Linked DNA regions of Homo sapiens: region 1 is linked to region 2. A link is an interaction called in ENCODE POLR2A ChIA-PET data of the cell type or tissue named here. Cell type or tissue: B cell. All regions are shown on one strand. Links, peaks and the distances in the headings refer to the core of each region. The heading gives the core; the rest is flanking DNA.

Evidence for each region. ChIA-PET counts read pairs that join two places held together with the same protein. Peaks named below come from ENCODE experiments on the same cell type or tissue, not always from the same donor. Only the 100,000 strongest peaks of a DNase experiment are listed, where the experiment ranks them.
Region 1: POLR2A ChIA-PET joins it to region 2 with 5 read pairs; 4 of 35 experiments call an interaction of 5 or more read pairs at or near these places.

The regions. Positions count from the first base shown.
Region 1 is chr2:64,912,086-64,915,001 of GRCh38, forward strand. The region is part of intron 1 of LINC02245 (long intergenic non-protein coding RNA 2245); the gene reads right to left. Among named protein-coding and RNA genes, the nearest start is that of LINC02245, 19 kb to the right of the region's middle. In B cell, for the core only: no CTCF peak of the experiment used is centred there; DNase peaks (open chromatin) are centred at 1,406 and 2,326.
Region 2 is chr2:65,111,343-65,114,258 of GRCh38, forward strand. The region is part of intron 1 of RAB1A (RAB1A, member RAS oncogene family); the gene reads right to left. Among named protein-coding and RNA genes, the nearest start is that of RAB1A, 17 kb to the right of the region's middle. In B cell, for the core only: no CTCF peak of the experiment used is centred there; no DNase peak of the experiment used is centred there; H3K27ac peaks cover 728 bases.

The sequences.
Region 1 (2,916 bases), core at 178-2,677, 200 kb before region 2:
TTGCCCAGCCCACATAAAATTTGTATTAAATAAATTTGTGTGCTTTTCTCTTGTTAATCTGTCTTTTATTATAGGTGCCTCAGCCTCGAACCTTGTGATGAGTGAGAAATCTTTCTCCCCTACGGTATGTCTGTATTAACATTATATATTAAAACATTGTCTTCTAGTTAAAAAAAAATTGAAGCATTTTCATGAGCCACTAAAATTATCATGAACTCTGGGCTCTGCCCCAGCTGTGCCTGATGGATGGGTCCACCCTGCCTTTATTCCCAATGCACTACAGGAGAAAAGTTTCAATGTGCACCTTGCCGAGAATTTCATCTTCTTTATGTTGCCCATGGCATTTTCTGAGCAGCTTTCCTGGAGCTCTGTCTGCCATCTTGCTTATGAAAACCCCAAGTTGTGTAATGGTTACCTGACAGAATGGGAATCCAGATCTCCTTCAGGATACAGCAGGATGGAGGCCTGCAGAGATGGCCTGAAAATAAGTAGCTGGATCCTAAAAGAGTGGAAAGGCAAGTGTTCTGTGCAGTGTTCAGGCATTGAAGCCGTCCTCTTAGTGAATGAGGAAAGAGGAAGAACCCTAAAATGATCCCAATGGCCTGCACACCTTCCTTCCTTCTGTTAAGTTTCTATGATCATGAGTAGGTTCATCCTTTTATTAAAAAGTTTAATAAGCCAGGCATGGTAGCTCACGCCTGTAATCCCAGAACTTTGGGAGGAGAAGGCAGGTGGATCCTTTGAGCGTAGGAGTTTGAGACCACCCTGGGCAACAAAGTGAGACCCTGTCTCTTTGAAAAAAAGAAGTTTAACCAATCTTGGCAGGTTAAGTTATGCTGTGGTAACAAACGACGCCAAAATCTCAGTGCTTAGAACCACAAAGATTTATTTTGTATCCATCCTACATGCCCTTCTTGGGGTGGCTAGGGACTGTCCTCCATGTCCTCCTTACTCAGGGAGCCTAGCGGATGGAGTGGCGCCGTCTGGAACCGGGACAGCAGTAGTGGCAGGAAGAAGGAAAATGTGGCAAATTGCAAATTGGTTGGTGAGCCTGCCACTGGGAAGTGACCTGTGTCACTTCCACTCGCTTTTCTTTGGCCTCCAACACTGATTCAGAAGGCGGGGAAGTACGATTTCACCATGCTTCCAGGGGGGCAGAATAAGAATATGCAGTGGCCAGCCTCAATGATTGCTGCAATAATTTTCATCTTTTTTTTTCTTTATCCTTTCATTCTTACAAAACTTGCACATGGTAACCAATAGCTCCATTCTAGGGTGAAGGAAAGAGCCTGAGTCTCTGCTGTGGCTGGGGACAGGAAATGCACCCACCTGCCAAGCTGCTGGTGACACCTGGTGGCAGCCAGGAAGCCCCAGACTCCTGAGGGAGGAGCAGTGTCCCTATTCTCCGGCCCCCAGGTGAGAGTTCCCAGCACTGGCTGGCCTGCTGGGCTGAGCAGGTATCTGGGGATGAGGACTTAGGAGTATGAAGGCCAAGGGCTCCCTGGGAGGGAAGAGAAGGTTTCTCCAGAGATGTTCACAGGGCGTGGGATCTCTAGGTAGTAAAAGGAATGCAACCTGGCTTCTTGCTCCCAGAAGGTGAAGCCAGACGTATTGTGATGTGTGGCAATCTAAATGACAAAATACTTTGTGGACACGGTTGGGAAGTACAGATAATGACATTACATCATGTCCATTACATAAACGAAGTGAAAAAAAGGTAGATACAAAAATAAGACTACAAATGACAGTTTGAAAAGAATGTTGTGTGTGTGTGTGTGTGTGTGTGTGTGTGTGTGTGTGTAGCAGGTATGAATAAGTCCACAAACTATATGGGCAAGACATATTTGATTCCTTTATTTCCTTTTAATCAACTTAGTCCTGCCTCTGAGCTCTCATTCATCCTGATAAAAATTTGTCCCCAGTTATTTTTAGGGTTTCCCACTGCCATGGTTGTGCTGGGGTCTCTCGTCCATAGCTGCAAAACACTGGCATTCTCCTGTGATTTTTGAGTCCATGGATACAGCCTTCTTCCACTCCACACAGTCCGTGGAAGCCCCCCATCTGGCTGGGGTACACGAATCAATCTTGGTGGGCCCGGAGACTCGATTCCTCAGAGGCACCCTCTGCAGCGTCACCCCGGAAGTCTTGCCACACCACCCACCCCCCATTCTCACCTCTCCTTTCTGCCTTCTTCCTTCTCTCCCACCTGCCCCTCAGAACACATACTCTTGAATGAGTTTAAGTTTTTCAAGAGGAAGAAGTACATCAGCCTTGCTGAAATAATCGAATAAGGGGATACCAGCAACATGGAAACCAGAAACCAGCCTGGACAACCTGGTGAAACCCCGTCTCTACTAAAAAAAAAAAAAAAATTTCAAAAATTAGCCGGGTGTGGTGATGCGTGCTCATAGTCCCAGCTACTCAGGAGGCTGAAGCACGAAAATTGCTTAAACCCGGGAGGCGGAGGTTGCAGTGAGCCGAGATCACACCACTGCACTCCAGCCTGGGCGACAGAGCAAGTCTTTGTCTCAAAGTAATAATAATAATAATAAACATTGAATGTACCTCTTCCTCAGGGAAAGGAGGTTAAATAAAGCTGGATTTCCATCTGAAAAGGGAGATAGAGGGGAAATATGGACAATAACATATGAAGTAAGAGTCAGAAAAAAATCTGTACATGTAAATAGATGTATATGGAATCACCTCATAATGTCACGGTGATTGTTTATGGAGAGTGAGGTTGCAGGTGAGTTTTATTTTCGACCCCACCTCTGGTACTCATGACCTTTGTGTGGCCCTCTCCCACTCTGTAACAGGGCGAGTTTGGGTGACCTATAGAATACAGCAGAAGTGAAGGTTCGTCACTCCCCACTGAGGCTATATAAAGGGCTGTAGTTTCCATCTTGGACACTGTCT
Region 2 (2,916 bases), core at 298-2,797:
CAGAACGAGACACCATCTCAAAAAAAAAAAAAAAATACATCAGACAAATACAAACTGACAGACAACTGACGGACATTCTATAAAATACCTATCAGCACTCTTCAAACTTGTCAAGATAACGAAAAAGAAGGAAAGACTGAGAAACTGTCACAGATTGAAGGTGGCTAACATGGCCTACAACTAAATACAATATGGTATACTGAATTAGATCCTAGAACAGAAAAAGAACATTAGTGAAAAAATTAGAGAAACCAGATTAAGTCTATAGTTAACACTGTACCAATGTTTATTTCTTAATTTGGACAAATGTACCATGTATGTAAGATGTTACTATTAGGAAAAGCGGAAAGAAGGGTATACAAGAACTCCACATTGATTTCACAATTTCAGTAAATCTAAATTTAGTTCAAAATAAAAAGGGTTTTAGAAAAGGTTTTTATAAAGGTTAAAAAATTATGAGGAGGCCAGGCGAGGCTCAAGCCTATAATCCCAGCACTTTGGGAGGCCCAGGCAGGTGGATCACCTGAGGTCAGGAGTTTGAGACCAGCCTGGCCAACATGGTGAAACCCTGCCTCTACTAAAAATACAAAATTAGCCGGGCGTGGTGGCACGCACCTGTAGTCTCAGCTACTCAGGAAGCTGAGGCAGGAGAATCGCTTGAACCTGGGAGGTAGAGGTTGCAGTAAGCTGATATCGCACCACTGCACTTTAGCCTGGGCAACAGAACAAGACTCCATCTCAAAAAAAACAAAACAAAACAAAACGAAAAATGACAAACAATCACTTCAAAAATGCTAGCTCATGATTTTTTTTTTTTTTTTGAGACAGAGTCTTGCTCTGTTGCCTAGGCTGGAGTGCAATGGCATTATCTCAGCTCACTGCAACCTCCACCTCCCCCGGGTTCAAGCGATTCACCTGCCTCAGCCTCCCTAGTAGCTGGGATTACAGGTGTGTGCCACCATGCCCAGCTAATTTTTGTATTTTAGTAGAGATGGGGTTTCACCATGTTGGCCTGGCTGGTCTCAAACTCCTGACCTCAAGTGATCCACCTGCCTCAGCCTCCCAAAGTGTTGGGATTATAGGCATAAGCCACCGTACCCAGCCACTTATGATATTTTTAAACAATATGAGAGACATTTCATGTTTTCTCAAGTTAAATCTAATCACAAATTGGGCTGGGTTTGTAAAATAAAGCTGCTTTTGAGGTACAAGTATTTCTATTAGTGAAAAATTCTGTTGAACTGCTTGAATTTTATAATACTACGAGCAGATATTTTATTTTAATTTAAAAAGTTCACTCTATGAGAAAGCTAAAAACAGTTAAGGTAAGAATGGCATAGAATAAGCCTGGACAGAAAGGAGGAGGCTGAGAGAAATTAACAGTAGGCTTTAACAACTGGATGGTGGGCATGAAATACAGCAACAAGAGAAAAATTATTTTTGCTATCAGTTTTTCCTATAAGTCAACTTTTGGTCTACTTTCGCAATATTGGAGGTTCCAACAATAAAACAAAAGCAATAAGGTACAGTAAGGACGAGTTTTATTCTACTCAGTTTGCATGAAGTTAAATGACTGATGACAGGGCCAGGCACGGCAGCTTGTGCCTATTAATTCCAGCACTTTGGGAGGCTGAGGCTGGAGGATCATTTGAGCCCAAGAGTTCCAGACCAGCCTGGGCAACATAGAGAGAAGCCCCATCTCTTAAAGAAAATTAAGGAAAAAATGATCAATGACAGGATATGTGGATTTTTGCTAACATTAGAATTGTCTTTTGCTTAACAGATGGGGAAAAATTGAACTATACATTCAATTACAAATCAGCAAGAGGGCCCACCCCAGAACCCTTGTTTCAAATTTCAGTTTAGAGTTCAATTTCCATTATTTGTTTGCGTGCAAAAATGGCATCGGTACATATATGTACATTTATGATCTGAACATAGTCTTGATGTCCGCTGATGTATGTACCTACGCCATTTTTGTATGCAAGCACTACCATTTTCTATGCCTTTAAAAAAAGCCTGGTGCAGTGGTGCACACCTGTAGTCCCAGCTACTTAGAAGGCTGAGGCAGGAGGGTAACTTGAGCCCAGGAGTTCAAGGTTGCAGTGAGCTAGGAATAGAACCATTGCACTCACTCTAGCCTAGGCAACAAGAGTGAGACCCCCATCTCTAAATAAATAAAATAAAAAATATAAAAATTAAAAGTCACTACTGTGAAAGCATGGAACAATATTCTTTAAATAAAAAGTTAGAAAAACAGATTTTCAGTTCAAAATTCTATTTAGGTAAAATTCTTTTCTTGCCTAAAGTACAAAGTAGAGGATGAATCAGCTTGTTTCTGAATCTAAAATGCTACTGGAAATTCTAAAACCTCCAAAATAACACTGTTATGTGAAAGGAATATAGAATTTTTTAAAGTATAACCTCATTTTTGTTTTTTAAAAAATCTTTTGAGGGGCTGGGCATGGCTAGCTCATCTCAGCACTCTGAGAGGCTGGAGCAGGAAGTCTAAACTGTAGGACTATAATGGATTGACGGTTTCTTCTTTATACCTTTTTAACAACCTGCAGTAAGCTTGTATGACTTTTATAACCAGAAATAAAAAATGTTATTTGAAAGGAGGAGAAAAGCGTTTTATTCAATGACTTAACACCCTTACAAATATGTTCAGCATATGTCAGCACAGCACACCTATCATAACACAAATTACTTCTAAGTAGGTAGAGTAGGTCAGGTTGTAAACAGACAGCAATGGCATACTCCCAATACAGCCACAAGTATATGAAGTTAAATTCTGGGTTAAATGAGAATATACTGTTTTCTTCTTTCATGAAATAAAATTTAGATTCTCAGACAAGGTTCACATGTCAATGAACACTTTACAAAAGAAAGCTGATTGACATTAACCCAACTTTC